2 separate regions of the Mus musculus genome follow, and region 2 is linked to region 1. The links are chromatin loops, found by intact Hi-C in ENCODE. Cell type or tissue: left cerebral cortex. All regions are shown on one strand. Each heading gives the region's core, and the rest is flanking DNA. Links, peaks and the distances in the headings are about the cores only. Region 1 holds the start of Trappc3 (trafficking protein particle complex 3). Region 2 holds the start of Thrap3 (thyroid hormone receptor associated protein 3).

Region 1 (14,935 bases), core at 6,936-14,935:
AGACAGACAGACAGACAGACAGACAGAGACAAAAAGAGACACACACACAGAGACAGGAGAGAGACAGAGAGAGAGAGCGAGCGAGCGCAAGTCACAGAGACAGAGAGAACCCAAGAGAGAAAGCAGACCACATAGACAAGGGTGCACACAATGATGGGCAAGCCACTCTTGTGTCTCTCTCAGATAAGAGACATGGGATTCAGAACTTCACAGGCACAGAAATGTACACAAGGCTTGTGCCATGTCCATTAGTTCATCCTTTGTTTCCATCCTTAGGGGGTATACTATTACCCCACTTTACAAACCAGAGAAGCAGATTCTGAGAATTAAGACACTTGCTAGGGCCACACAGCTGGTGAAGGATAAAGGTGGGGTTTGCAGTCAGGTTAACTGTCCCATCTGCTCTCACTGCTATGGGACGGGGTGAGGGGTGTTCCCAGGTTTCTCCTCCTGGAAAGATCTGGGCTGGGAGAAGGTGATGGCTGGGAAGGACAACGCCCGGGGGATGCCTGGATGCTGGGCCAGGACAGGTGTTCCTAAAGAGCAGCATAGCCTGGCCTGGAGGAACTAGGCAGTTTTGTAAGCTGTACACTGGGAAAGGCCAGCCTCCCCCAGAGGTAGGAGGCAGGGTCCTGAAGCTAGGCTGAAGCTTCTGCAGCCTTAGTGAGACAGAGGCTCTGAAGGAGAGCCCTGGCAGGCCTGGCGGCCATTGTTCCCTAGCCTCCAATCAGGAGCACCCACTTCCTGTTATTTTAGGCGGCAGGAAATGACCCCATCCAGCGGCCCAGGCCGAGTCCCTCCCTCAGCCCCAGCCCATAGCCTGGAGAACTTTAGCTAGAGCTAGACTATCATTCACCACTAGAGTTCAATTTACTCAGCCTCCAACCTGACAGGATTCACAGGGAACCCATAGCGAGCGACCAGTGTCTGCCAGGAGAAACGACAGGGGGCACCGTGGACCACAAGGCCCACAGAAGGACATTTTGGAAGAGAAGTGGCCAGACCCTGTCACTGGCTTGCTTGGTCACGATGATTCTGTATTCAGATTTGGTGCTGAATCGTCAACTCCTGAGGCTGCCAGTTCCTAGCTATGTGGCTTTGGGCGAGCACCCTTACCTCTCTGGGTCTCATCTATAAAATGGGGAGAAAATGAGTCCCTCCTCATAGGGTTGTCATGAGGAACGAAGGAGAGAGGACACTGCCCTGGCACAGTGAAGGTCGTGAACAAATGGTGGGTGACAGGGACAGGAACAAGAAATGGGGGTTTAGAGAGCCAAGGAATCACCTCCTTCCCTAGGTCCACGTCTCCCCTGACAACTCAGGAGGATCAGCAATATCATGTTCCCTACTCCAAGCTCCCCATTTCCCTTGGGGGAAGAGCTACAGCTGAGAGGTGATGGAGAAAACACTGGAGGCTGTGCCCCGGGGTGCCAGGCAGAGCTACCACCAGCCAACAAAGCTACATTATCTAAGCCTGCCTCGCTCATGGACTCCCTCCCTGGCCCAGAGGGGACCCAAGGACATGACTCCCATGCTTAAGGCCTCCGTTCAAGCTCAGTCAGACTTGAGACTAACTACTAACTGCTCTGAGAGCCTCCACGCTGGTCTGGGGCCCTGCTTTCGGGCTTCCGGCTCGCTTGCTTACCTCTGCCCCACTAGTAGCCAGTGGCCATCCGCAGGGGGAGAAGGGCTAAGCTGGCCTATGTCCTTATTCCTCATTTGCATATGCGTGACTTCACATTAGAGGCTCGTTAAAGGCCTCACACTGAGCCCACCAGTCCAGTGAGGGGGACTGTCCGGCAGTGGGAGGCATCAACCATGTTGGCTGTTGCATGGATATCTGCAGTCCATTGGGCCGGTCTCCCCAACTTCTACGGGGTGTGCCACAAAGCCCATGCTCTGCGGCACCACATTGGCAGGCAACCATGGTGCTTGCCCTTCTTCAGAGAACACATCTGCTCCCCATCTAAGTCAGAATAGGTTCTGACTGACTGCATTCACCACCTCAGCGCAACCAGCACCCTGCTGTCACATGGTGGGGCCACAGGACAATGTGCAGAGACCCGAGTCCTGTTTTCTCTCCTCCTGCCAAGGAGAACTTCTCTCTTGTCCAGGTGCCCTCCAGCTCCTCACATCAGTCTAGGTGTCCCTCGCCTGGTATTCTGCCCTATTTATACCAACCCCTCCCCCTTTCTTTCTTTCTATTTATTTATTATATGTATGTATTTATTTATTATATGTAAGTACACTGTAGCTGTCTTCAGACACACCAGAAGAGGATGTCAGATCTAATTACGGATGGTTGTGAGCCACCATGTGGTTGCTGGGATTTGAACTCAGGACCTTTGGAAGATCAGTCGGTGCTCTTATCCGCTGAGCCATCTCTCCAGCCCCCTCCCCCTTTCAATTCTAATGGGGGGTCCATCTGAGGTCCTCAGACCTCTGACAGAATTAGAAATGATATCAATAAAACACAAGCCTAGGCTGGCATTGACCAAGTACTAACTGTGTGCCAGGGGCTAAGTTAAAGAGCCTGGTGCCCCTAAGGGGTCATTTCTAGCACTATTCTTACTTTCTAGATGGAAAAACTTAAGATTTGGGTTAAGAAACAGCCCCCCCCCCATCGTCCAGTGGAGGTTATGACGTGGAACTCATCGATTCTAGTGTCTACACTCTGAGCTGCTTCCCAATCCCCGCCCTCCCCCACAGTTCACGCCTCCCCACTGGCACCAGTTGTAATGAGCCTAACCACAATAATGGTAATCACACTTTAAGGAGGGTGTCTGGTGCCTGCATGCCAGCTTCCTTTAGGTTCATCATCGCCCATCGACCACAAGAGGCTCACAGCGCAAACCCTGATCCATGTTTTCCCCGGGGAACAGAATCCCTAGGTCCAGGGCACTAGTCAGGAAACAGCTGTCTGGGATTTCCATCCAGGCCTTCTGACTCTAAAGGGGATGCCACCCTTGTCCCCTTACCCCATGCTGTCTGTTACAGCTCGGTGTACAACTAAGCACCTGAAGAAAGCAGGGTCACGTCACCAACACTCAGAGCCCTAGACCACTGCCCCATATTCTCCCCGGACCACTGCCCCATATTCTCCCCGGCGCATACTATGGGCCTGTCATTTACTCTCAGGAAGTCTTGGCTTTGGTCACTTTCAGATTCTCAATGTATAGAGAAACAAGGCATGATCCTGACCCAACCTGTCCTGTAACTCCATCTAGATCCCTGTGAATAGAAGAGTTTTCTCATCCAGACCTCTGCATGTGGCCTTCCGCACTCACCTAGGCCCTCAAGTACAGCCAAGCATCCCACCCCTGCCCCCATACACAGTCTGGGCCACTCATCCAAGTGCCCTAATTATAAACCAGCCCCGGCTAAGGCTGTGTCCCTGCCCTCATTTGGGCTCTCGTGCACACCCCAGTGCCATGAACTCTCAGGTGCAAAATACCAGTAAGCAGATGGCTAGACCAGGCTGGGCCTCCCTAGGTGTCCCCTCTCAGGCTCCGTGGAACCAAGACAAACTGGACCACCCTCGTTGCCAGCACAGTCTGTAAACCTCCAGAAGCCCACCAATCTCCACCTACATGTCATAGATCCCCACCAAGCACCACGAAGACACAGGGAGGAGCCCACCCACAGCCAAGCAGCCCCCACCTCATCCTGGGTGCTCTCCACCCCTATAGATGCTCTCAATCCGGGGCTCCACACCCCAGGGGGCAGGGAGGTGACAGGATTAGGCTGGGAACTCTCTGGAAATGTGGGGATGACTGTGTGAGTGGATCAGGACTTGGGTCCTCAGTAATCAAGCTTTTCCCTCCCCTTCCAGGAAGAAAGAGTCCTCCCTCCAACACGGGGCCCAACCAGAATTCTGTCCCCACCCCCTCGTCAGCTGCTCCCAGATAGAATGGGGTTTGCAGAAGTCCAGAACACTGGTGGTTGGTGGGGTGAGGGGTGGAAAGGAGAGCTTTGGTGGTCTAGGGCATTGAGACTCTGTGTGTGTGTGTGTGTGTGTGTGTGTGTGTAAAGCATCCAAAAACCCTCAGTCTGAGGGAATGATGTGGCATGTAGGGAGTGCCATCCTTGAGCGGTCACCTCATTCTACAGAGTCCGGCCCAAAGAAGTGACGTGGTGCCGGCAGACCTCTGTCACTCCTGTCCCAAATCAGACTGGGTGGGCTCTGAAGTAGGCCTGGCTTTTGGGAAGGCGGCCCACTCCCCAGCTCCCACCCGCGCCCCAAACAATACCGCCTCCCCCTCCCCCTCGCCTTTATCCGGCGGGTTACTTGGCAGCCACCGCTAAAGACCTCCCCCTCGTCTCCCTCCCCTCCTGGTCGGCCCACAACAGCAACAGGCCCTTTGCGCGGCAGCTGGACGGATGGGGTGGGGGCGAGGTCTGGGCCAGGGCCTGGGCGTGGGGGTACGAGGGCCTAGCTTCGGTATGCATAGTTCCAGACCTGAGAATCTGGTACCCTAACACACATATTAAGACTAAGGTCACACGTGCCCGCGGAGGATGGAGAAGACAGTAGCTCCAGCTCAGTAAAAGAGGATCTTCAGAGTCTGGGGTGGATCTCGAAGGAGAGTGGGGGTGGGGACGAGAGGATAGCACCAGGCTGCGGCAGAAGGGTCACCCCATCGAATCCCTAGCCGGGTTCCCACGGATCCCGATGCCCCGTGCTTCCCGGCGCGGAGGTTGGGGGGAGGAGGCAGCTGTCAGAAGATGCGTCCGTGGCCCGGAGCCTCGGCAGCGGCCACAGCCTTTATTTTTAAACTTCTAAGTGGTCAGAGGGCGCGGGGGGGAGGGGTCCCCGCCCAGCCGCCAGCCTCATCCTCGGCCGCCCTGCGGCTACTCGGTCCCCCTCCGGGCTCGCTCTTGTGTGGCTCCCGGCTTACCTGCGGGTGCGCCCGGGCCGGGCTCCACACGCGGGCCACTCTCCATGGCTGCGGCGTCACTGGAGGTTTTGGGGGAGGGTCTCAGCCGCGACGGCGGCGACGGCCGGAGGCCAGGACCAGGGTCCCGCGGCGCATCCCGCCCGGCCCGCCCAGCGGGCAAAGACCCAGAGGCGGCGGCGTTCCGAGTGGGAGAGGTAGAGGCCGGTGGCTAACGAAGCTCTGAGTAGCCAGCTACCCGAGGTCGGTCCTCCGCGACCGCGATTCTGCTCCTTTGCCCCGCGCCGGCCCAGTCCTGGTCGCGGCCCAACCCTATTGTACCGCCCGGGCTGGGCCTGGCCTCTCCGAATGTACCAAGTGCGCGGGGGATGACCGCCCCCGCAGTGATGGAGTACGGAGCCACCACGGGCACAACCAGAGGGCTCCGACACCGCCCTGCGATGCAGCTCCCGGAACTTCACGATGCTCCTTCTGTGGTCGCCGCAGGGCGGACGCCGAGCTGGGGGCACGCTGCTGGCCACACTGACTCCCCCTGCGGCCGCGCGTTGGTACGTGCCGCGCGCCTGAAGACTATGTAGGGAGCTCTCGGGTGACTCACCGGCCGCTGGGACTAGGGGAGTGGGGTGCTGGGTTAGGATCCCCTATTCTCTCTCTGGATGCTGGAGGCTCTAGCGTGCAGTCTAAATTCTCTCCCAAGCCTGCCTCAGACAAAAATCTTTATTGGGGGGGGGGCGTTGCAACGCCTGAAGAACGGTCTCATGGAGACTCCTAAAAGGGCTATCCTTTCTCTTTTCTGGTGATGGCTGCGAAGGCGCTTTTCCTCTTGCACCCTAGGGTTGGTGTCTTCTCTGTTTCTCTGGGAGTAATTACAACCCTGTAAGGCGCTTTACTCAGGTCTCTAATCTGCTGGGGCCCTCCCTGATCCAAACTGGGTGGTCCTAGCCTAGAGCCTCCCCTACCTTCATCAGAAGACCCCCATCCCCCGCCCCCACATCTCTCCAGAAGGATTTTTCTTTCCTACGGCTCGTCGCGATAAAGAGTAGTAAGCCTCACTTCACCCTCCTCCCCGAAAATACTCGGGGCTCTGGAGTGGGCTCTCCTATCTCCTGTTTCAATGCCCGCCCGCTGAGGTGAGGGCTTCGAGCCAAGTCGGGCTTGGCTTCGGACAGGGTGCAGGGAGCTTGCTGGGAAGGTGGATCGATAGTAGAGGTACTGGTGCAGAGAGGACCAGACTGGAGGGAGGAAGGAGGGGCCGCTGGGCTCTGCCTATCCTAGCCCTGCTCTTTGTCCTGACCTGGAGGTCATTTCTCTAGTTGTCCACAGATTAGGGCCAGGGAGGCACTGTCTCCCTGTCTCTCCTTCCCCTTCCTAACCACTGGACCCTCCTTCCTTAGAGCACCTCCACAGAACAGTCATTCCAAGGGAGAGGGCAGGGAGTACGATTCAGGGAAAGGGAGAAGTTTCAGGCAACCTAGCAGCAGTTTCTATCCCAGTAGTAAGTAACTGGCGCTTTGAACCCTGGGGGGAGGGGGGAGGGAAGATTCGCCCGAGGTGGAGGCTGAGTGACTTTAGAAAAGGATGGTGCTAAAGGCCAGCAACGAGAGTGACACGTCTCCTGAAACTCTAAAGTTGATAAACAGCAGTAGTGATGTGGGGGTGCAGTGCAGCCCACAGTGGCTGCCTAGCGTGCACTAAGCCCTGGGCTCGGATTTCCAGCACTACATCAAGCAGGCGTGATGGCACAGGCGTGATGGCACAGGCCGGCAATCTCGGCACTTGGAAGGTGGAGGCTGGAGGATCAGACTTTCAAGACAGGCTTCAGGGGGAAAAACAGCTTGGTGGGTAAAGGTGCTTTCAGCCAAACCTGATGATCTGAGTTGGATTCCTGGGACCCACATGGTAGAAGAGAACGAATTTCTGCAAGTTGCTCTCTGATCTCTGCACTCCTATGTAGAATTAAGAATGTACTTCATCCCGGGAGGCAGGTTTCTGAGTTCAAGGCTAATCTGGTCTGCGGATTGAGTTCCAAGACAGCCAGGGCTACACAGAGAAACCAACACACAAACACACACACACACACACACACACACACATAAATAAATAAATAAATAAACAAACAAAAGAAAAAATATATTTAGATTGGGACTCACTGTGTAGCCCTGGCTGGCCTGTAACTCACCCAGTGTACCAGAATGGCCTCCAATTCACAGAGATCCACCTTCTTTCTCCCTGGTGCTAGAATTAAAGGCACATGCCACCAATTTTTAAAAGTAAGGAATATAATAAAACTCCCTTTAAATAGTATTATAATATTTAAATAGTATTTATAATAATAAATAAAAACCCCTGGTTATGGGGCAATTTTGAGGGCAATTGGGATGTATGAGATATGCTTCACAATAAATAAAAAAATTAAATTAAATGGTGCCATGAAGTATTTTGAGGGTCATTGTAAAGATTAAGTAAGACAATGGAAATGAAGTACTTAGCATAGGGCCTGGTATATAGGAAGTGCTGAGTACATATGATGATGACGATGATGGGAACTCAGATATAAAAGAGGATGAAGATGACATTCCATATTTGCTGTTAGTCATCCCATCTGCAGGATGAGGTGATCACATGGATACTAGAGTCCATGGCTGTCTCTTGTGAATCCAGAGGTCTAAGGTTTACATTGTCCAGAGCTGGGCATAGGCTCGTACTGAGCCCTGCAGAGAACCCAACAAGGGACCAGCTGCTTGGGCTGGTTTTCCTCCTACCTCCCAGTCCTGGGATAAAAAAATGGGAGTGGTGAGATTCCCACAGTGGGGAGAGTTCAGGAATAAAGAGGGACAGTGGATTTAAAGGAGCCTAAGAGCAAGAGATTCCAACCTGGGAAAGATATGAAAACTGGAAATCTGCACTTGTGTCTGATCATCTAGGACTGGCTTTGGGGAGTTCTCTGAACTGGGCAGGGGTAGCTCAGGTGTGTGGTGGTTGGCTGCATCTTCAGTCCTCCACCAAAGGCATGTTTGCATTTACACAGGCACTCTGGAGGGCATTTTGGTCAGTGTTTAAGGACACTTTTTTTGTTACAACCGAGGGTGCTATTGGCATCCAGTGAATGTGAGACAAGAATATGGCTTTAAAAAATCCTACAACCCTGTCACAACAGAAAATTCACGGACACAGAATGCCTGAGGTACCAAAGTTGAGGAACCCTGGCCTCAGCCTTTAGTACTGCAGAGCAGCTGGGTATCTGAGAGGTAGCCAATGGGAGGGGCAGGTTTCCTGGCCAGCAACAGCTAGAGCATTCTGGCACAGCTGAAGGGCCTATATGGAGCCTGGGAGAATGCCTTTTGGGGAGCCAGGGCAGTGCTACAGCCCTATAATGCGTTTGGAGTAGGCAGGCAGAATAGACACTTCTCTTTTCTCCCTGTAACTGACCAGGAGCTCCAGCCCAGCAACTGATGATTAACAGATTTATTTATTTGTTTGCTATTTATTTATTTAGAAAAGACTGGTGCCTTTATGTTTAAGGGTATGAGGGGGCTCCACATGCCTTCTCAAAGAAAGTGCAATCATGGGTATGTGTAACATCTGGGCTGAAACCCCAAGAGGATATCCTGCCCATTCAGCTCGAGGCAGGGAACTTTGTCGGCCTCAGCTGCCCGGGGCAGTCTCCTCCCCCTCCACGGAAATAGACAAGAGCGAGTGAATCGTTAGTTTCTCCACCAGGCTGGGCTGGGGTTGGGGAAATTCCCTGACTGAAGATCAGGATGATGTCCCCTTGCAAATCGTCCTAGAAGGAAGGCAGGAGCCAAAACGCTCCCAATCGCCTAGTTTTGATGGGGCAGAGCCCAGGATGAACCCACCCAGTACTGAAGAAAACGGTTAGGAGATTTAACTCAGATACAAATCTCAGGACTAGGGCCTGGGATGCTGCCTCCACCCCCACAAAGTAGGAAGTGGGAGGAGCCTTTTGGGGGGCAGCGGAAAGTGCAGCCACCAGATTCTCACTCCCGCTCCACCCCCACCGCACAGCACAAAGAAGAGGAGGGGCTGTGACTTAGACTGCCTCTTAGCCTCTAGGGCCCGCGGCTTGAGACTGGGACTGGGAAAAGTCCTTCAGGGTAGTAGTGACCAGCTGCCTCTTTCTCTCCTTACAGCTCTTGAGGAGGAAGGGAAGAGCAGAAGTTCCTAGGCAGGAGGAACTAAAAATCTGTACTACAGAGGTCAAGCCTTTGGGTGTCTTAGAGGAAGTCTTTTTTCAAGCTCCTACTAGGGATGAGAAACAACTGGTCCTGGGGTCTCTTCTCCAATTTCCTTTTTTTTTTCCTTCTTCCTTCCTTCCTTCCTTCCTTTCTCTTTTTTTTTTTTTTTTTTTTTTTGAGACCGGGCTTCTTGTAGCCCAGGCTGGACTTGTACACGCTGTTTGACTGAGAATGACCTTGAATTTCTTACGTTCCACTCTTACTGCCTTCTTTTCTAGGGAACAGGAGATGAGGGTCGGGAGGGATATCTGGTTTCCTAAAAGTCTTACTCCCTACAGGTGGTAGAGAGGGAGAGGGAGGGGCTGGAATTCAAAATTGAAGGGAGAAGTCCAAGAACTTGGGGCCTGCTGTGTAGGGAGTTCTGTCTTGTTTGTGCTGGAGATGAGACCCAGGGCCTTGCCCATACAAAGCATGCGCTCTACTCCTGATCCCTGACAGCCACCCCAAGGAGTTTTCAGGTTGCAGTCTGAGCAAGGATGAGACCTTACAGATCAATACATGTGCCCCGCCCCCACCCTTAATTCAAAACTGATGACTCGGAGAACTGTCCCAAAGAAAAGGCAGGGCCAAGTTCGGGAATCAGAGGCAGAGAGGGGGGATAATGAGTCCGTGAGAAGTCAAGGAGAGGCTCCACCTCCAGTCTGTCCAGAACCGCCCTGCCTGACAGCAGGCTGGGTGGGGTCAGGCGGCTGCCTGTGACTGTGACTCAGGTTTCTGTGGGCAGCCAAGGCAGCCGGCAGGGAGGAGCCCAGACCGACTGACAGGCTGGCCAACTGCTGTTTTCACCTCAGCTGTCCCCTCTCCTGGGAATGAAGGAGGCTCTGGACTAGCCTCACTGCTACTCTCCCAAGGCTACAGACTTCTGTCTTCTTCTTCTGCTCCCTTCTAGAGACCCTCATGCAGCCTCCTGAGGTCGTGCCACAGGATGGAGAGTCAGGGATCTCTGCCTCTAGGGAGGCCCCGGAATGTCTGTACTACAGGGAGAAGGCTATAATAATGATTGGTCCTATAACCTCAGGGAAAGACTGGGAGAAACCCTTGCCCCCCTCCAGCCTTCTCCTAGCCTAGCTGGCTCAGTATCTGGACAGAGCAGTTGTCATGGTGAAGGCCGGGTGGTACACAACAGTATATAGTTGCTGCAGAGACAGACAAGCAGGCTGAAGCGAGGAGACCTGAATTCCAAGCACAGTGCCCACAGGGCTGACCACTAAGGAGAGACGGCCGGAGCCAAATCCAAAGGGCTGTGGTCAGTGATGACAGGGCTTTGCCTCTGTGAAGGGTAAGAAGGGTTTGGTCAGCTAGCACATTCCTCAACGATTGTTGGGCTGTGTTTGGATCTGTTGGACTGTCTTGATAGTGTAGCTCGAAGGGAATCACATTTCCTCTGTGCCTTTTCTGTGCCCACGATCTGTGCTCATGTCTCATTAATATTTACAGCAACTGAAAGAACTTCAGCATCTGGCCTCAGATGGCAAGCCTGGGATTAGAACTCGGCACTGAGTGCCACCACAGCCGGCATCTTGGTTTTTCTGGGAACTAGGCAGGGTAGCTGTTCTAGAGAAGGGACGGTAAGTGATTTGGATTTGTTAAAAAGGCCACAAGTGTAAGGATGCAGGGCTTGGCTGTGTTTGGGGTTTGGGAACAGATGGCAGTTGAAAGAGAAAGCCGTTAACTATCCTGACATAGAATATGTGGTCATGCAAACTTTTTATAATGAACTTTAGACCTCTGTGTGAGCCATCGCTAGTTTTTCAGGACATCCTGGGCGCTTCTGGAGCTGATCTGCAGCAACAGAAAACAGTTCGAAATAGGGACTTTCCAAGACCAGTCTGGGAGAGAGAAGAATTTGCAGAACATCACAGTGCCAGTCGTGGGGGAGGAAAATAAGGACACTCTGTGGACAATGTAGGACTACCACAAGGTGCGGATGCCACCTAGCGGCCATAATGGTGCAGCCACCCGGGCGCTGGTAGCATTCCGGAGCTGCAGCTCGAGCTGAATCACGGGTGGGACTTCCGGGTAGAACTGCCGGATGCTGTAGTCTGACTTTGGTCAGCCGAACCACAAGTCCCGGGGTCCTCTGCGCCACACCGCGCAGGCGCAGTGAGGAGGGGCCGGTCAGTCCTAGACGCTGAGGGGCCGCGGCTGGGTTGAATCGGCGACTCCCGGGGTCTGGGATCTGGGTTGTGAGGAGGTGAGGTGAGGCGGCACTGAACGGTGGGCACCATGTCGAGGCAGGCGAACCGTGGCACGGAGAGCAAGAAAATGGTAACTGAGCGCGTGACCCGGCGGGCCGGGCGGAATCGAAGCTTCCTGGGAAGGGGCCTGGTGCTGGCGCTCCAAGTGATTGTCAAATGAGTCCTGCTGTGAGCTGTGGGATGGGGAAGTCCCAGTGTGGGTCATTCCCTAGGCGTCCGGCGCTGGGGCAGCTTGGGGGGACCCCTGAGTTGCCCCTCCGCCCGCTACACCCAGGTCTCTCGGGGTCGAGTGCTAAACCAACAACAGCGACGGTAATCAATAACAGTACCAACCATTTACTGATCTCTTACTGTGCGTTTGGTGCTAGGCTATTGCTTCCATTATGTCATTATCACAAGGTAACCTCTTCTAGGTGGATAATGTTATGGCGTTTTACAGCTCAGTGAAGTTTATGGGACATCCAGATTTACACTTCGGAAGAGTTAGGATTTAAACCCATGCCCCTCCATTTCTACAGTGAATATTTCAGCTTTTCACTATGCTTTAGGCATTGTGAGACTTAGACAGTGGTCTTGTCAGAAGGGGACTTGCCATCTAACATTAAGGAGTGAGCCGGCCTAAGTATTCAGTGGCCCCTGTAATGGTTGAGAGGATAACTGTGGTTCCTTCCCTAACCTGGGAGTAGTGGGACAGGATATAATCCCAAAAGGCTGGGCTGGGCTGGACTGGGTCTGGAGAGTCAGGTGGATATCAATTTTCTCCGAATCCCAAGGAAAGAGGCTTTCTTGTCAAGTGTTTTTTGTTTGTTTGTTTGTTTGTTTTTAGTGTATTCTTTTGCAGAACTGCCCATGCTGTGCCTTTGCTTTGGAGTTTCAAACTGAACATCTGGGAGCGGAACTGTAGCTCCAGTTGGTAGAGTGTCTGCTTAGCATGCACAAGGCCCTGAGTTGAATTCCCAGCACCACGTAAACTAAGCTTGCTCATGCATGCCTGTAATCCCAGCCCTCGGATGGTAGAGAAAAAGGGTCAGGAATTCAGGGTTGTCCTTAGCCCGAGATAAGATGGAGGCCAGCGTAGGCTACTTGAAGCTACTACTTGAAACTATTTTTAACACACAGAGTGTTGGGGACGTGGGGTGTGGGGCTCACATCAGGTTTGGGAGGTAACTCAGTGGTAGGATGCATATGCAGGATACTCTGAATTCAGACTTCAAAAAACAGCGGGACCAATCCGAGGTTGCCTGCCTGCTGACTAGATCTGGAAACCTATGTACTCCACTCTGGACAGTATGATTCAGTATGATTAGACTTTGTGTCTTATACCAGGAACAGCCAGCACAGGTGGAATCCCTGTTATTCCAGGCTGGTTCTTCCCCACCCCACCCCACCCCACCCCCAGAGCTGAGACTCTAACCCAGAGCCTTGTGCTTGCTAGGCAAGCGCTCTACCACTGACCTAAATCTCCAAGTCCCTAGGCTGGTTCTTTATAACCCTCGGACCACTTTCAAGACACAATGACAGCAATGATTCATCTCTACACAAATATTAAATTACACAAACACGAACTCAGTGATCAAAGCTGAGTTGGATCCTAGCACCGCAAACACAAAATGCAAAAACCCGACATCATATACACACATTTCATATACACACATTTGTTTGTATTTTCCAGGGATTTGTGTGGGCCTCAGCATACTCTGGGGATGGTAAGTTAAGAATCAGTTTTAGGGGACCGAGCATGCACACACACACATACACACGATGGGGGAGATTTCTGGAAGAAATAACAGTAGTTGAGAGTTTTGTGCTAGAAAACAATGTCATCTAGAAGAAAATATACACATGTTCCTTGGCATTTTCAAGTGATTATTAGTTTCTTTAGCTACAAAATGGGGGCTGTGGTACCAAAGACTAGAGGAAAGAGTGTTAAATTTAAGGGGATGGATGGTGTTTCCTTGGTGATGGGAGCAGACACTTATTCCTTAGTCTTTGTATCCTGTTATCAGTATTTGTTTGATTTCTCCTGGACTCAGTATTGATGTGGTTTGTTCGAGCCAGGGTCTCTCTACATAGCCCTGGCTGACCTTAAACTTGCTATGTAGACCAGGCTAACCTGCTCCTTTTGTTTTCATTGTGTCCTATGAGAATGGGAACTCAAGCAGGGCAAGGGTTTGCCCCTTCCACTGCTCCAGTCCTAGCATCTAGAACAGTGCCTGCCACTGGGAGTCCGTCCGGCGAGTGAATGAAGTTAGGGACTGCATTTTCTTACTTGGTTCCTACTGATTCTACTCTGGGCTTGCCTCGTGCTCTCTCTGGCTACCTGTGTGTGTTTGAGACAAGGTTTTTCTGATGATCCAGACTCGCTTCCAACTCCTGTTTCTCCTGCCTCTTATCTTATTTCCGCAGGTCTGGGGTTACAGGCATACCTAGCTCACTTTTTTTTTTTCTTACATAGATTTACTTATTTATTCGCAGAGGGGGCATATGTTAGGGTTACTATTGCTGTGATGAGACACCATCATCAAAAGCAATTTGGGGAGGAAAGGTTAAAATAATCATTCACAGTTCATCATCAAAAGCACTGTGGGCAGGAAAGACCTGGAAGCAGGCCCTGATACAGAGGCCATGGAGGGGGCTGCTCACTGGCTTACTCATCACGGCTCCCACAGCCTGCCTTCTTATAGAACCCATGATCACCAGCCAAGGAATGGCACCGTCTACAATGGGCAGGCCTCTTCATCAATCATTAATCAAGAAAATGCCCTACAATCTTATGGGGACATTTTCTCAATTAAGATTCCTTCCTTTTAGATGACACTAGCTTGTATCAAGTTGATAGAGAACAGGTAGGATATGCCACAGTATGTGTGGAGGTCAGAGGACAACTTAGAGGGGTCCCTTCTCTCATCCCACCATGTGGGTTCTGAGACCTAACTTAGGTTATCAGGCATAGCAGCTGGCACCTCTGCCTATGAGCCAAAGTACCTGGTTCTGACATGTCATTCTTTGGGGACAATACCCCTCTAGTGGCCCTCTTCCAGGTAGTCCAGCCTTGAGCACACAATTACTGTATTTCACATAAACCTTCCAAGACCTAAAGGGTTAATGTGCCCAGGTTATCTGATGTCTACTTTTTTTAGTCCCTGATAACCAGAACATTGGTGGTCCATCTGTCCATCAAACTCTACCTGAACACCAACTGTGAGCAGAGCTCCTTGGTGTTCCAGCCTACCTGCGGTGGTAAATGCAGAAATGAAGCCCTAGACTCTTAACTGTTCCCAACAACAGGGATATTGTACTGGCTGGGACTGGGTCCTGTTTTATTGCTTATTTGCTGACACCTCCTCCCCACAATGCTGGGGATTGAACTCAGGGCCTAGGCACATGCAGGGCCAGTGGCCACCACTGAGCCCTGTCTTCAGTTTCTTCATTGTTCCAAACACCAGCCAGCTTCAGCATCTTTTGAAATTTTCCTGACCTCAGGATGGTAGCAGTGGTAGATATGACATTGTAGGGCTGTGGGAGAGTAACTAAAAATGTACGTAAAGCTGTCAGCATACTGGTGACACTGTCAGCTGGCCTTCTT
Region 2 (15,127 bases), core at 4,113-12,112, 60 kb before region 1:
TTGTGGGGAGAAGGTGACAAAAGAATCTTTGGGGCCTAGTGGGAAAATAAGAGCTCCACATTCAGAGACTGCGTCACAGGGACAGATCAGAGTAAGAGAGGAGGAGACACAATGCCTTCTCCTGGCCTCTGCAGACACATGTGTACACACATATACACATTACAACATAAAATTGAGACAGAAATCCTATGGATTTAACTCCAGATAATAAATTCAACATAACTGGTGTGTGTGTGTTTTGAGACAGGGCTCACTATAAAGCCCTGGCTGGGTTGAACATAAATGCTTCTTAAAATTAGTGTAGTCATTAAGATTTTTTTTACCACCAAGCATTTACCTCAGTAGAATCAATGATTCAACTTGAACTGCCTCTGAAAAACACCAGCAGCACCACTGGCTTCTTCAATTACAGTCAGGGTATAACTCTGCAATGAGAGGAAGTGGTAAAATGGCTACTATAGCTTAAAGATTCTATTATTGTTTAAAACCCACAACAAAAGTTCTACTTTAGAGGCTGGAAAGATGGTTCATTTATTAAGAGTGCTTGCTGTAGTCAGTCATGGTATGTCACAGAACTCTAGGTTTTAGGTTAGCCTGGTCTACATAGTGAGTATCAGGATAGCCAAGGCTATAAATTGAAACTGTCTTTAAAAAAAAAAAAAATTAAATCCCTATCCCAACCGTTTAACTGTTTGCCATTCAATGGTGAGAACCTGAATTTGAATCTCCAGTATGAACATAAGATCTGGGTGTGTGGAGCCGGGCGTGGTGGCGCAAGCCTTTAATCCCAGCACTCCGGAGGCAGAGGCAGGCGGATTTCTGAGTTCGAGGCCAGCCTGGTCTACAAAGTGAGTTCCAGGACAGCCAGAGCTACAGAGGAACCCTGTCTCGAGGAAAAAAAAAAAAAAGAAGAGTGGGAATGCAGCTCAGTAGCCAAGGATGCAAGCAACAGCAGATCCAATTTCCAACAGTTTAATAAGCAAGGTAGATATGCGTACATGCATGGCAGTAATTCCATCACTATGGAAACAGAGTCATAAGAGATCAAAAGTTCCAGGTCTAGGCTGGTGAGATGGCTCAGAGGTTAAGAGCAAGCACTTGCTGCTCTTCCTGAAAACCCAAATTTGGTGCCCAGTTATGACACACACACACATTATGTGGTCTGAAACAAGAAAAGTGGTTAAAAAAAAAAAAAAGGGGCTGGGCAGTAGTGGTTTGCGCAGGCCTGTAATCCCAGCACTTGGGAGGCAGAGGCAGGCGGATTTGAGTTCGAGGCTAGCCTGGTCTACAGAGTGAGTTCCAGGACAGCCAGGGCTACACAGAGAAACCCTATTATCACACACACTCCTTACCCAGAAAAATCAAAAGCCCATGTGTTGATGCTATTCCTGGCTATCAACTTGACTACACATTTAATTAACTAAAGCACAACAGCTGAGCATACCTGTGAGGGACTTTTTTTTTTAATTATATTTTGGTTTTTTTTTTTTGGTTTTTCGAGACAGGGTTTCTCTGTATAGCCCTGGCTGTCCTGGAGCTCACTTTGTAGACCAGGCTGGCCTCGAAATCAGAAATCCGCCTGCCTCTGCCTCCGAGTGCTGGGATTAAAGGAGTGCGCCACCACGCCCGGCTTAATTATATTTTGTATTTAGAGTATGTTGTGGCTCCAGTCACAAACAATAGTAGCAAGTTACCAACCATGTATGTAGGTGTGGGGAATTGAACCTGGGTCCCTCTGAAAGAGCAGTCATTGTTCTTAACTAATGAGCCATCTCTCCAACCCAGAATTTTTAAAAACAATTAAGTCACTTAAGTCATTTAAGTGGGAAGACCCTCTTCTGATCTGATACACTTAATACACTTTTAATCCAGATCTTTTTTCTAACCCCACTCACCCCCCCCCCCTCCAAGACAGTCTCTCACTTGTAGCTGGCTATTCTGGAACCTGATCTATATATCAGATTGGCCTTGAACTCACAGAGATCAACTTGTCTGTCTCCCTAGTGCTGGGAATAAGGGCCTGCACCTCCACTGCTCAGCCCTGGCTGAAAATTATTCACTGTAATAACTAAAAATCTAAATATAGCACAGCACTAATGCATTTGAGAAGTTTTAGTGTGGCCCACTAGCACTATTTAGTCCTCTATCAAAGTAGTAAAAGTCCTTACTTCCATTATTATTAAAGACCCAGAATGACTAATAAATGAAATGAATTGTGTGTGGCTGTTTCAATTTTTTATAGTAAAGTTTCTTTGAAATATTGGTTTTTACAATATTTCATCCTTTATTTCTATAATTGTCAAATGAATACTGTTATTATTCTCAAAATAGACAAGGAATGAAAAAATTTTCTTCTAGAAGTTCCAAGTAATCTGTATTCAAAAGCTTATTAAAAGCCAATGAAGATCGGTCAGTTTAATCCCAGCACAGAAGAAGACACAGGAGGATCTGTTCCAGAACAGTCAAGGCTACACTGAGAAATCTCTCTCTAAAATGATGGTAAAGTGCTTGCCCTGTAAGAAGAGGAAAACCCTTAGAAGCAGTTGTAAGCAGTTGTGAGCAACCAAACACTGGTACTGAGAATCTAACCTGAGCCTTCTGCAATAATAGTGCCTGCTCTTAACCCGAGTCATCTCTCTGGTTCCTTCTTTTAGATACAGGCTTTCATGGCTTAGCTTTGACTAGCCTGGGACTCACTGTATGGACTAAAATGGCACTGAACTCTAGAAATCCACTTACTTCTCTACCTGCAGAATGATGGAACCAAAGGCACGGACGGACCTCTCTGATCAGCAGAATCTCATTTGTTCTCAAAGTTTTGTTTCTCAAACACCCACACACATCAGAGAACAACTTTCACCATCTGGGACTTGGATCAAACTGATCATTAGGTTCACTGGCAATAATACTGGTTAAGACTCCAAGATAGCCAGGCGGTGATGGCTCACACCTTTAATCCCAGCACTTGGGAGGCAGAGGCAGGCGGATTTCTGAGTTCGAGGCCAGCCTGGTCTACAGAGTTCCAAGACAGCCAGGGCTACACAGAGAAACCCTGTCTCGAAAAACCAAAAAAGAAAACCAAAAGAGGTTCCAAAATACTCGTTTTATTATCTTTGCTGCTGTAGGCTGAAAGCCAAGCCCAGGTAACGCTGACTTTCTCACAATGAAATTTCCTGAATGACTTTACTAACACCCTCATCTCAGTGAACTACTCTATCAACTCTCCATAACTCAACCTTCCTACTTAAAGGAAGCCAGTTACTAATCATTAGCCTCAAAAAAATTTACTAAAAGCAAAGCAATGGCTTTCACAGATGTGTATTAATTTTTAAAAAAAGATTTACTTATTTATTATATGTAAGTACACTGTAGCTTTCTTCAGACACTCCAGAAGAGAGCATCAGATCTCGTTACAGATGGTTGTGAGCCACCATGTGGTTGCTGGGATTTGAACTCAGGACCTGTGGAAGAGCGGCCAGTGCTCTTAACCGCTGAGCAATCTCTCCAGCCCCCATGTGTATTAATTTTAAAAATAAAAATTCTCAGCATCACTTACGGAGTTACCACCACTCTTGAGTTTGCCCACTTTTCTTTCATAGAAGCTAACCACTCCTTCTCCGTGTGGTCACTCACAAATGACACCGTGTGACTTTCCATTCACCACCCCCTTCCTCTGGATAGTTGCCAAGTCTATAGCCTTCCTGCCCAGTCATTTCTCTCATATTAATAAAGAGCAGTGTAGCTGGGTAGTAGGGACTCACACCTTAACCCCAGGGCTCAGAAGGGTGGCAGATCTCTGAATTTGAGGCCAGCCTGGTTTGTCTACAGAGCCAGAGCTACACAGAGAAACTTTCTCAAACAAAACAACAACAAAATTCAATTAATTCCTGGGTTTTTGTTTTGTCTTTTCTTTAAACAGTACTGGAAACTGACGAGAGCCTCTAAATGCTAAGTAGGCTCCCTACATCCCAGAGCCCCTCATATTTTTTGTTTTTTAAGACAGTCTTGCTATGCTTGGCTACCAGGACTTAACTTCGGATTTATCCAAGGAGAGGCCTTAAAAGTGACCATGACCCTCAGCTTCAGAAGCCACCGGAACTAAAGACAATACCACACAGGGCAAACTCTGGTAAATCTCAGACAACCAGTCCTCAAACTCTTGGACTTTTCCTTGTTTGGCCTTCTGTCTTCTGAGACAGACTGAGCTTGTAGTTACCACATTTCAGATGCTACAAAGAAAAAAAAAAGCAAAAAAAAATGGAGACTTTGAACATAAGTCAGCTAAAAAAAGGCAAGGGCAGATGATTATCTTTTTAAAGGTACTGCCTCCCCAAAACTCCTACTTCAGTTCCAAAACAAAGTATTTCCGTGTTTTAGAGGACCCTCCCTTAAAAAAACCAAAACAAAACACTTTCTAAAAAATGTTATCAGGCCAGCCTTTGACCCAGCACTTAGGAAGAGCAGGCCAGTCTGTTCTACAAAGTGAGCTCTAGGAGACCCAGGCTTTGGAGAGACCCGGTCTCAAAGGGCTCAAGATATAGTGAAAAAAATTTTTTTCAATAAAAGAAAAAAAATTCAGAAAACAAAAATAAGGTAAATAAATAAAGCCCAAATAAATAAATAAAAGCCAAGAAAATAAGGCACCAGGATTGCTTTTTTTCTGAAGTGAAGAGGTGGCTGCAGAAAGCAAAATGGTAGGTAAGTCTCTAGTAGGCCAGGCTCTCTGAACTCCTCCTGATCATGCCGGCACTTCTGCCAGGATCCAAAGCCAGCCCCATCATGCCCAGTTACAGAACATTCAGAGACCCGCATCACAAACGCAGAATGGAACAGCAAATTAAAATGCCTGCAATAAACAGACAAGCAGGATCCTGCTCCATGTCAGGGATACCCATCAGGCTATGGTGAGGGTTGAGGTCTGTAGCAACCAGGAAAAGACACGTCTCTCACATAGCTAAACTTTTTGATATTTATAACTATAATGGAGACATTTCTAAAAATGCGCACATTGCATAAAAATTATACAGAGATCCTGACCATCTTGAACTGAGCCATACAGTAATACTGTCTTGACTCTGGAGAACATAAAACTAGTCCCTGAAGTCTATGCTACAAGTCTAACTTATACCTCTATCCATTATTCTACACCAGGCAAGTGCTATCTCCAGCCTCTTCATTACCCCCTATAGTGTTTCATTACACCAAGAGTGATCTAATATATGAATCACTTCCCACAACCTAAGTCACAAATCTTTCCTCTCTTCACCTGTACTAGTGAAAAAAACCCTTCACTAACCTACTGTACCCTCTTATACCTGTCCGCCATACTTGGCTTTCTTTAAAAAAAGAAAAAGTGAACGACCAAATCTAGCCGGGCAGTGGTGGTGCACGCCTTTAATCCCAGCACTCAGGAGGCAGAGGCAGGTGGATTTCTGGCCAGCCTGGTCTACAAAGTGAGTTCCAGGACAACCAGGGCTATACAGAGAAACCCTGTCTAGAAAAACCAAAAAAAAAAAAAAAAAGAAGGAAATCTATCCATTCCTGTCTGAACACCTACTATTCCTTCCACCTGAGTATTCTCTCTCTAATACCCCACAAAACGGGTTCCTCACTTTCCTCCAAAAGAACTCTGGCTAGGTATGGTAACACTCTCTAGCCCAAGCACTCAGGAAGAAGAGGCAGAGGGCAACGTGGTGTACATATCAGCTGCCAGGCAGTACTTCAACTGGTAATCGTACTGGCCTTGGCTTCCTGCACTGTATTCACGGGCCTCAACACATGCTGGGAATACGTAGGCTACCAGGCACTACTGAACCATTCACCCACTCACAGTCACATCAGTCAGTTCACTGACCCTGATAAGTATGAAGCAATCCACCAAAATCTAGTATTTGACCGATAGCATAATTACATTTCCTTCAATTCAGGATCTCATAATTCTCCAAAGAAGCAAGGTAGCATTTTAAAAATCTGTCCAATATAAACTATATAAAAGCATGGTGACTGATGTCTTGGAGATAGCATTAGGACAGACTAGTCTCAGAGATCCTGTCTCAAGGGGGGAGAGGGAGACGACTAAAATAAACTTAAGTTTGTGCTCCTCAGGCAGCCTAATACCTCTTCTGTGCAAATCTTGGACACACTCCAAGAGTTTTTTCCAAAAAATAACCAATACAAAGCAGGTCACTTTTCATTTTCTATAGTTTTGGATTTTTGAAGGGAGGATCTTTACACAGGCCCAGCTGCCTAGACCAGGCTGACCTTGAACTCAGAGATCCACCTGTTTCTGTCTCTCAAGTCCTGGGTAGAGCACACAGGTCTATCTGGCCCAGCTCACCATAGTTTTTCTTTCTTACTTTTGCACTAAGGAAAACCAGTATTCTAAAAAGCTCTCTATCACTGAACTACACCCCAAGAATGTGACCCATAATCTCACTAAACAATCCAAACTCCAAAGTAACCACACTTGGTAGCAAAGATACATGCTGCATACTGGAGCACTAACAATTACTAGCACCCCTTTCTAACAGGGCTGTATTTAGTCTGCAGACTAAAATACCAATCCTACTAAGTGTGACTGTTCACCTCAGCAATCACCAACACTCAAGAGACAGAGGCAGGAGAGGCCCTACCTAGAGACTAAATCAATCTCTAAAACTAGAGATCCTACATGGGTACTAAAAGAACTGAAAAACAAATGATATTTGTATTAAGTGTGTTCTGTGTGTGTCTCTCTGTCTCTGTATCTGTCTGTGCCTCTCTCTCTCCCCTCCTCCCACCACCCCACTCCTGAGACAAGTTCTCACTATGTAGTTCTAGCTGGCCTGGAACTCAGAAACCTGCCTACCATTGCCTCGGAGTGTTATGATTAAAGACAAGAACCACCACACCCAGCCATCCAGACATGTAGTAACCTTCAACCAGTTCTTTTTACAAAATGTAATCAAACCAGAGTGGTGGGCTCACCTTTGCGAGGCAGTGGGAGGCTGGAATCTTGGGTCAACCAGAGATACACAGTAAGACCCTGTCTTCAAAAAACAAAACAACACACACAAAAACAAGTTGGGTGTAGGGGCAAAAGCCGCTCTAAGGTAGAGGTAGGAGGCTCAAGAGTTCAAGGCCAGTATCAGCTACATACAGAGTTCAGAGGCCAGCCTGGACCTTGTCTTAGGCAAAACAAAAATTAAAAAAAAAAAAAAAAAAAAAAGCAATCATGCCAAAATAGCTGCATTTGCGCAGGGGCCATTGCTAATCTTCTCTGTATCGTTCCAATTTTAGTATGTGTGCTGCCAAAGCAAGCTCGCTGCATTACTTTTTGATTCACTAAGTACTAATATTAATTCAAGATACACATCTGCAAATTAACTAAAAACTACAAAGACCAACTTTTCTCCACAAGTTTCAAGGCACCAGCCGTCTTTAACATTTATACAGAATAATATATACACCTAAGCTGTCTAAATAATAGGATTGACTACACACGGACAGTATTTCCACAAACAAAACTAGGAAAGATCTGAAAAAAGACAGTTGGATACATGCCTTTCGACTTAGGACCCACAATCGAAAACTCCCATACCCGGTAACAAGGGGTTAACCGTCAGTGAATTTCGTTGAATATTTACACTAAAGGTAGCCAGGGTTGTGCACTGCCATTTTAGAAAAAGAAAAAAAAAAACAAAAAAACTTAAGTACGTTAAAGTAAAAACTGAAATTTAAACGCAAAAGCTGATAAAGCCGTCTTTCTTGGCTCTGTCCTATAACGTCCTTGCCATATTGTTTCTATCCAATTAGCAAGCTCCTCGTTAACATAGGACTCTCACCGATGGCTTCCAACTTCTGGGCCACCAATGTTGCCGCCAACTACCGCCGCCACGCTCCACCCATTAAGAATCACAAGAGCAAAGAAAATAAGAGAAAAGTTGTTTAAGTGTGGGACACAACTGCTTCTCACCAGCAGGGCACACGCCAATCACCGAAGGAACGCAAGTCGGCCTCACTTGCAACCAAAGGAAGAAAGTGGGAACTATTTTTCCGATAGGAAATAAACTTGGAATAGGCCTCTTTTGGCCAAGAGAGGAAGAAAACAAAACAAAAGAACAAACAAGTTTAAAAAAAAAACAAACACAGAAGAAGTACTAACATTTAGTGTGCTAGCAGCCACATGGGCCCTAGAAGACAGAACCAGGCCAATGGAGACTGGTGGGGGAAGGGCGTGCAAGAGTTCCCGGAAAAAAAAAATTCAAATAACGAGGTTCGTAAAACAGGATTTGGGGGGCGGGGGGGAGATGGAGTTGGTGGAAGCCGTCGTTCCCGCACAGTGCACAGAAGTGTGCAAGCTGTTTCAGAGAGAAGGCGGCCGGAGCCCGGAGAACTAGGCCGGAGCGGAGGGAAGCGGAGAAGGGCGGGGAGGGGGAGGAGCCGATGGAGCAGGGCCCGCTCGGAGCAGGCCCGGGCCGAGCGTGGAGGAAGCCGCCGCACGCTAGGCCTAACCCTCGCCGGGGCCCAGCCGGCGCCCAGAAAAGAGGAAAACCCCAACACACAGAGATTAGCTGAGCTGTCCTCACTCCCATCAACTGCGTCCACTCACCTTGACCGGCCGGAGCGACTACAGCTGCAATCTCGCAACGGCACAACCGGCCCGAAGCTCGCCCCCGCCCGCTAGCGCGCCCCGCGTCCCCGCTCTCCGACGACGGCGGCTACCGCCTCGCTCCGCTACCTCCTGGGAAATGTAGTCCTAGGTTTCTCTCTCCTGACTCACCGGACGTCCTCTCGAACTCTATTTCCCACAAGGCAGAGCGAGCGTTGGGCCCGCCGCTTTGCGTCACGCGCCCGAAGATCGGCGGTCACGTGGGCGACTGCGTTGCGCCTCCGTTCCCCCCTCCCCCCGCTCCCGCCTGGGTGGCCTGAGGAAGAGGGAGGGAGGTGGACGGAAGGGGCCCGGGCGTTGCTGACGCCACTGCCCCCACCATTTTGGAGAGGCCTCTCCGGGGGACTGAGGGAGGGCCCGAGCCCCACCCACTCGTCTTCTGCTTACGTCCCCGGAAAGTCTCTAGTTTGGTGGCCATCAGGCCTCTTGGCATTCGTTCTGTGCCTTACCCTTCCCCTGCTTTCTGACCTTGAACAGATCGTTGTATAAAGTGAGGCTCATAATTTGTACCTCACAGAGTTGTTGGGAGGTCCCCGACAAAGGAAGGCACTTGATCACCCGGAACCCAGAAAACGCAACGCAAAATGGAGAAGAGTTGTTTTGATAGTGTGATCTCAGGGGACCCAGAAGTCCGTTGGATCTCGGTCTCTCCTACAGCCACCTCCTGTCCCATTTAATGGCAATAAGAGCCCAAAGAGGTTTTTAGTTTGGGGATTTTTTTCATGGGGAGCGGGGATTCTAGACAGGGTTCTCGGTATACTGAAATACTCTAGGTAGAGCAGGCTGGCCTCAAACTTGGCCCAGAGAAGTTTTTTAAGAACATGGGCCCAGGAAGTATATTAGTACCTGTGGAACCACAAATGTCCTGGAAAGTGAAACCCTGGGATTTGTGTTTTCTCCTTGGTTTTTGTTTTTTGTTTTTTTTTGTTTTTTGTTAACTTTAATTTTTAGAACAGAATCTCCCGTTGTATGCCAAGCTGTCCTGGAAATCACCGGGTAGCACAGGCCGTCCCCTAAACTCAAGGCAGCCTTTTCGTCTCAGCCTCATTCATGACTGCTGAGCTTACAGATGTTAAGTCACTACGAGGCTGTTTCTCACATGGTCACTAAGGTTTTTTAGAGCAGTTTGGTTTTCTCTGCACTTGCTTGCCTTAGTGAATCCTGCACATGTAAGCGTTCAAACGTCACCTTTTCTGTCATGCATTTACGAGCTACTGTACTGCTGTAGCTATTGAAACTGTTCCTGTTCAGATGGAAGGAAGGGTATCCAGGGATTCGGAAGGCCCAGGAACCGCTACGCTCTGAGAGGAAGCCTCTTCAGCAGAGGCATTGCAGCTCGGGAGCCTCAGCCCTGATCTTTCTTCTCTTCTTCTCTTCATGGCTTCTTTTCTTCTTAGCTTCTTCCAATGAGAAAGCCATACCAGGCAGCAAATCTCATAAAGCAGATTTATTGGGAGGGTTTGGGGTACAGAACAAAGACTCGAAGAGTAGTGGCTGTTTCTGCTCCTGGCAAGTGAACGAAGGACAGGGGTTATATATATAGGATTTATTCGGAGGCGGGGCTTTTCAGGGCATGCAGAGATTTCCGGAGTAAGGATTGGTGGGATCTCAAGTCCTGAACTTGGGGAGCTCAGGGATTGGTGGCTTTCCCCCACCCTCTTTCCTGTATTGAGCCCATGGATTAGAACAGGAAGACCTTCCCAGCTGCAGGCGGCTTTGACCTGACGGACACTGGAGACTTGATGCCCCAGCTGTGGTGGTACTTCGTGATGGCTGAGGTGGGAAAGCAGTTGCCGCCATTTAGACAGTTCCTTAGGTGTGCTGCCCAGGGACTACACCTATAATTACTAAAGCACCTGTTTTGTCACCAGCAGACTGTGAGCTCTTTGAGAACAGATGTTAGGGTCGGTCTGGTTTGGTATTAAATGCTAAATTCTGTACCCCAAGATCTGGTTGTCCCAAGACGAGCCAGTTCTCATGTGCATCAGCTTTTGTCATGCATACCAACACCAACAGCAGCACCAGAGCAGCCCCAGCAGGGATGATGAGTGTTGATGAATTTCTCCACATACCAGGCCAAAGCAGACAAAACACACATCGATCGGTAAACTTTTCTCACGAGAGAAAAGTCGCCAAGCTCAACTCAATCTGTAAGCTCTCTGGCCTCAGTAGTATTCTACGTAATTCATACTTCCCCACTTGTGAAGCATTTCCTGTGAGCTGCATACTCTGTAATTCCTCTTGAGACGTTCGGTTTCGATTTAAACTTCAGTTTGCAGGTTTTCTGGATGTCTACTACATGCCATGCCTAGTGCAAAATACTGCAAACACACTGATAAGCTAGACGAGTACCATCTGCCTCTTCACTGGCCCAGAAACTGTCGCAGGGGTCTGGTCCTCACCCTCTCTTCTCATCCAGTCTCGTCAAGTCCCCTACTCTCCTCCACTGATCCCCTGTGTTCACAGCGCCTTTACATCCATTGATGTGATTAGCTGCTTAACTCTCATTTCTAAATGTCTGGGAGCTACCATGCTTCCTGACTTCCCACAGGAGTGTCAAGCTTAGCCTGTCTATAACTAAATTTTCCTTCCCTTCTCTAGAGCACTTTCTAATTAATTTGATGTGATGTGTGTGTCTCCATCCTATGGTTGGTTGACTGATTGTTTTTTGTTTGCTTGGTTGTTTGGTTGGTTGGTTGAATAGTTTGGGTTTTTCAAGACAGGGTTTCTCAGGTAGCCCTGGTGTCCTGGAACTCACTCTGTAGCCCAGGCTGGCCTCAGACTTAGCTATCCACCTGCCTCTACCTCACAAGTTCTTACCATACCCGGCCCTGAGCATCCTTTACTAGACTTTGAGCTCATCTCAGAGAACAATTTATCACTCCTTTTAAACAGACATTTATTTACAGATGCACTGATGCCACAGCACACACTGGAGGTCAGAGAACAACCTGCCAGAGTCAGAGTCATGTGTCTCTTTCTGTCCTGGGGTTCCAGGGATCAAACTCAGGTCACCAAGCTTGGCAGCAAGCACCTTTACTCATTAAGCCATCTCACAGCTCCTATTCCTCTTTTCCAAAATTTTAAAATCCTGTTTACTTTGTGTGTGTGGGTATTTTGCCTCCTCCATATCTGTCTGTCTGTGAGCCATGGGCATGCAGCACCTGAGGATGCTGGAGAGGCAGTGGGATCCCCTGGTCTGGGAGTTGAAGCTGGGTTCTCTGGAAGTATAGCCAGTGATCTTAACCACTGAGCTATCTCGCCAGCCCCACCTCTCTTTTAAAGGCAGGGTCTCAAGGATAGGGATGTAACTCAATTGGTACAGAGCCTATCATACATAAAGCTGATTTCAATCTCTAGTACCTAAGAATCCTGAGTGTGGCTGTTCATACTCTGGAGGTAGATATAGTGACAATTTTGGAATATTTTGGTCTCCTTAAAAACACAGAAATAAGCTGGGCAGTGGTGGTGCACTCCTATAATCCCAGCACTTGGGAGGCAGAGGCAGGTGGATTTCTGAGTTCCAGGACAGCCTGGTCTAAAAAGTGAGTTCCAGGACAGCCAGGACTACACAGAACTACACAGAGAAACCCTGTCTTGAAAAACTAAAAACTAAATAAATAAATTATAAGAACGTGGGTTTTTTAATCCCAGGTGTGGAGATCTGGGGCCACTTTGACCTGTCTGCAGCAGCTGACCCCGATTTGCCTCATTCTCTATTCTCTAGTGGAAGCATGGTTTCGCAAGCTGCAGATAATTTCTGCAAATATTTGTTGTTTGGAATTCTGGGAACTTTTCAGAGGATATATATAAATCCTACCCTGGTAGTCGGGCTCGGTGGTTGCTGGTCGTTTAGGTCATTGGTTGCAATTTGTTAGTAGCCATGGTCAAAGAAGAAACAAAAAGAAAGAAATTAGATTCAGCCATTCCTCTAAATCCTCTCTCCCTCATCCTTGTTTCTCTTTTATCTATGATAGGGGATGAAACTGGGGCAGGGGGTAAAAGCTGAGGCAGTAAAAGAACCCACAAAGTAGAAGAACCAGCTACAGGCAGAGTTAGAGGCAGGAAAACCAGAAGAAAGTCAAGGTCAACCCGTCACAAGGTCAAGGTCATCCTGGAGTCACAAGAGACCCTATCGCAAAATAAAAAAATAAAATAAAATGAAAAGTTTTCCCATGTAGTCTAGGCTGAGCTGTATCTCAGAATTCACCTGAATGCTGGGATTACAGGGTTGCACTGGGGCATCCAATTCTATTAATTTCTTCAACAAGTATCATATCATAGGGTTTCTATTGCTGTAATAAAACGCCATGACCAGCTGGGCAGTGGTGGCGCATGCCTTTAATCCCAGCACTTGGGAGGCAGAGGCAGGGGGACTTCTGAGTTCGAGGCCAGCCTGGTCTACAGAGTGAGTTCCAGGACAGCCAGGGCTACACAAAGAAACCCTGTCTTGAAAAACAAAAAACAAAACAACCCCACCCCACGCCATAACCAAAACAACCTAAGGAGGAAAGGGTTTCTTTCATCTTACCACCTTACACCTCCTGTCACACTCTTATCAGTGAGGGAAGTCAGCATAGGGCCTCAAGCAGTACTGAGATCAGGAGGTCAGGAGGCCTGAAGCTCAGGGCGACTGCTGCTTACTGACTTGCTCCCAGTGACTCACACGCCCTCGCTTTCTGACAGCCCTGGGACAGGGATTACCCAGAGGGTAGCATTGTCCTCAGTGAGCTGGGTCCTTTCCCATCAATCACCAACAAGATGAGCTAAAGGTTTCCTCCTCCCGATTGACTCCGGCTTATTTAACATAAGGGGACAAACATGGTCAGGTTTTATGCTGACCTTGAGTACAAAGGCCACGCCTCTGTTTTAAATGATTTTTTAAAAAGAATTTTTGATTTTATGCATATGAGTACATTGTCGCTGTCTTCAGACACCCCAGAAGAGGGCATCAGATCTCATTACAGATGGTTGTGAGCCACCATGTGGTTGCTGGGAATTGAACTCAGGAGCAGTCAGTGCTCCTAACCTCTAAGCCATCTCTCCTGCCCTTTTAAATGAATTGTTTTTGTTGTTTTGTTTGTTTGTTTGTTTTTGTTTTTTTGACACAGGGTTTCTCTGTGTAGCCCTGGCTGTTCTGGAACTCACTCTGTAGACCAGCCTGGCCTGGAACTCAGAAATCTGCCTGCCTCTGCCTCCCAAGTGCTGGGATTAAAGGCATGCGTTACCACGCCCAGCTTAAATGATTTTTTTAAAGAAAGGTTTTCCAAGTCACTGTGTGAATATAAAACACATTTCTGTCTCTTGGAAGTATCTGCAATTTGATAATAAAATCCTGCAGATTAAATCTTTTTCTTTTTTTAGATTCATTTATTTATTATATGTAAGTACACTGTAGCTGTCTTCAGACATTCCAGAAGAGGGCGTCAGATCTCATTATGGATGGTTGTGAGCCACCATGTGGTTGCTGGGATTTGAACTCGGGACCTTCGGAAGAACAGTCAGTGCTGTTAACCGCTGAGCCATCTCTCCAGCCCCTAAATCATTTTTATTATTTATATATTTTATTGCTCAGATGAACATTCTTAGGATTCGTGTAATAGAGAAATTGATGTTTTAATAAGAAATTGTGCTAAACTTTGAAAAAAAAATGAAACAAAAAAATCCTGTCCCTTTTCTCTAAAAGCTGACTTCCAACCTGGCAGAGAATATTAAGAATCCTGTCAAGGGCTGGAGAGATGGTTCAGCGAGTAAGAGCACTGACTGCTCTTCCAGAGGTTCTGAGGTCAAGTCCCAGCAACCACATGGTGGCTCACAACCATCTGTGATGGGATCTGATGCCCTCTTCTGGTGTGTCTGAAGACAACTATAATGTACTCATAAGTAAAATAAATAAATCTTAAAAAAAAGAAAAAAGAAAAGAAACCTATCACAGCTTGGCAGTGGTAGCACACATCTTTTTTTTTCCTTTCTTTCTTCCTTCCTTCCTTTCTTTCTTTCTTTCTTTTTCTTTTTTTGGTCTTTTCGAGACAGGGTTTCTCTGTGTAGCCCTGGCTGTCCTGGAACTCACTTTGTAGACCAGGCTGGCCTTGAACTCAGAAATCCACCTGCCTCTGCCTCCGGAGTGCTGGGATTAAAGGTGTGCGCCACCAAGTCTGGCGGTAGCACACATCTTTAATCTCAGCACTCGGGAGGCAGAGGCAGGCAGGTCCCTGTGAGTTCAAGGCCAGCCTGGTCTACAGAGCAAGTTTCAGCACAGCCAGAGCTACACAGAATAACCATGTCTCAAAATCTAATAGTTGAGTTCGAGGCCAGCCTGGTCTACAGAGTGAGTTCCAGGACAGCCAGGGCTATACAGAGGAACCCTGTCTCGAAAGAACAAAAAAACAAAAACAAAACAAAACCCTAATAGTAGTAGTAGTAGTAGTAGTAGTAGTAGTAGTAATGATAATAATAATAATAGTAGTAATGGAATCC

Evidence for each region. A loop is a pair of places that touch in the nucleus more often than their neighbours do. Peaks named below come from ENCODE experiments on the same cell type or tissue, not always from the same donor. Only the 100,000 strongest peaks of a DNase experiment are listed, where the experiment ranks them.
Region 2: it touches region 1 in a loop (5-fold over the local background); 6 of 42 quality-filtered maps call a loop at or near these places.

The regions. Positions count from the first base shown.
Region 1 is chr4:126,251,119-126,266,053 of GRCm38, forward strand. Trappc3 (trafficking protein particle complex 3) reads left to right here and starts at 11,287. Exons shown (of 5, transcript NM_013718.2): 1 at 11,287-11,419. The coding sequence starts at 11,378. It overlaps Map7d1 (MAP7 domain containing 1), which reads right to left and starts at 5,201. Exons shown (of 18, transcript NM_001347198.1): 1 at 4,899-5,201. The coding sequence starts at 4,944. In left cerebral cortex, for the core only: CTCF peaks have their summits at 8,711 and 11,091 (motif pointing left); DNase peaks (open chromatin) are centred at 8,618, 8,883, 9,875 and 11,123; H3K4me3 peaks cover 1,028 bases; H3K27ac peaks cover 3,821 bases.
Region 2 is chr4:126,193,980-126,209,106 of GRCm38, forward strand. It overlaps Thrap3 (thyroid hormone receptor associated protein 3), which reads right to left and starts at 8,731. Exons shown (of 12, transcript NM_001356455.1): 1 at 8,591-8,731; 2 at 338-425. Gm25323 (a small nuclear RNA gene) reads right to left here and starts at 7,298; the gene lies at 7,196-7,298. In left cerebral cortex, for the core only: a CTCF peak has its summit at 7,938; DNase peaks (open chromatin) are centred at 7,904 and 8,817; H3K4me3 peaks cover 2,548 bases; H3K27ac peaks cover 2,703 bases.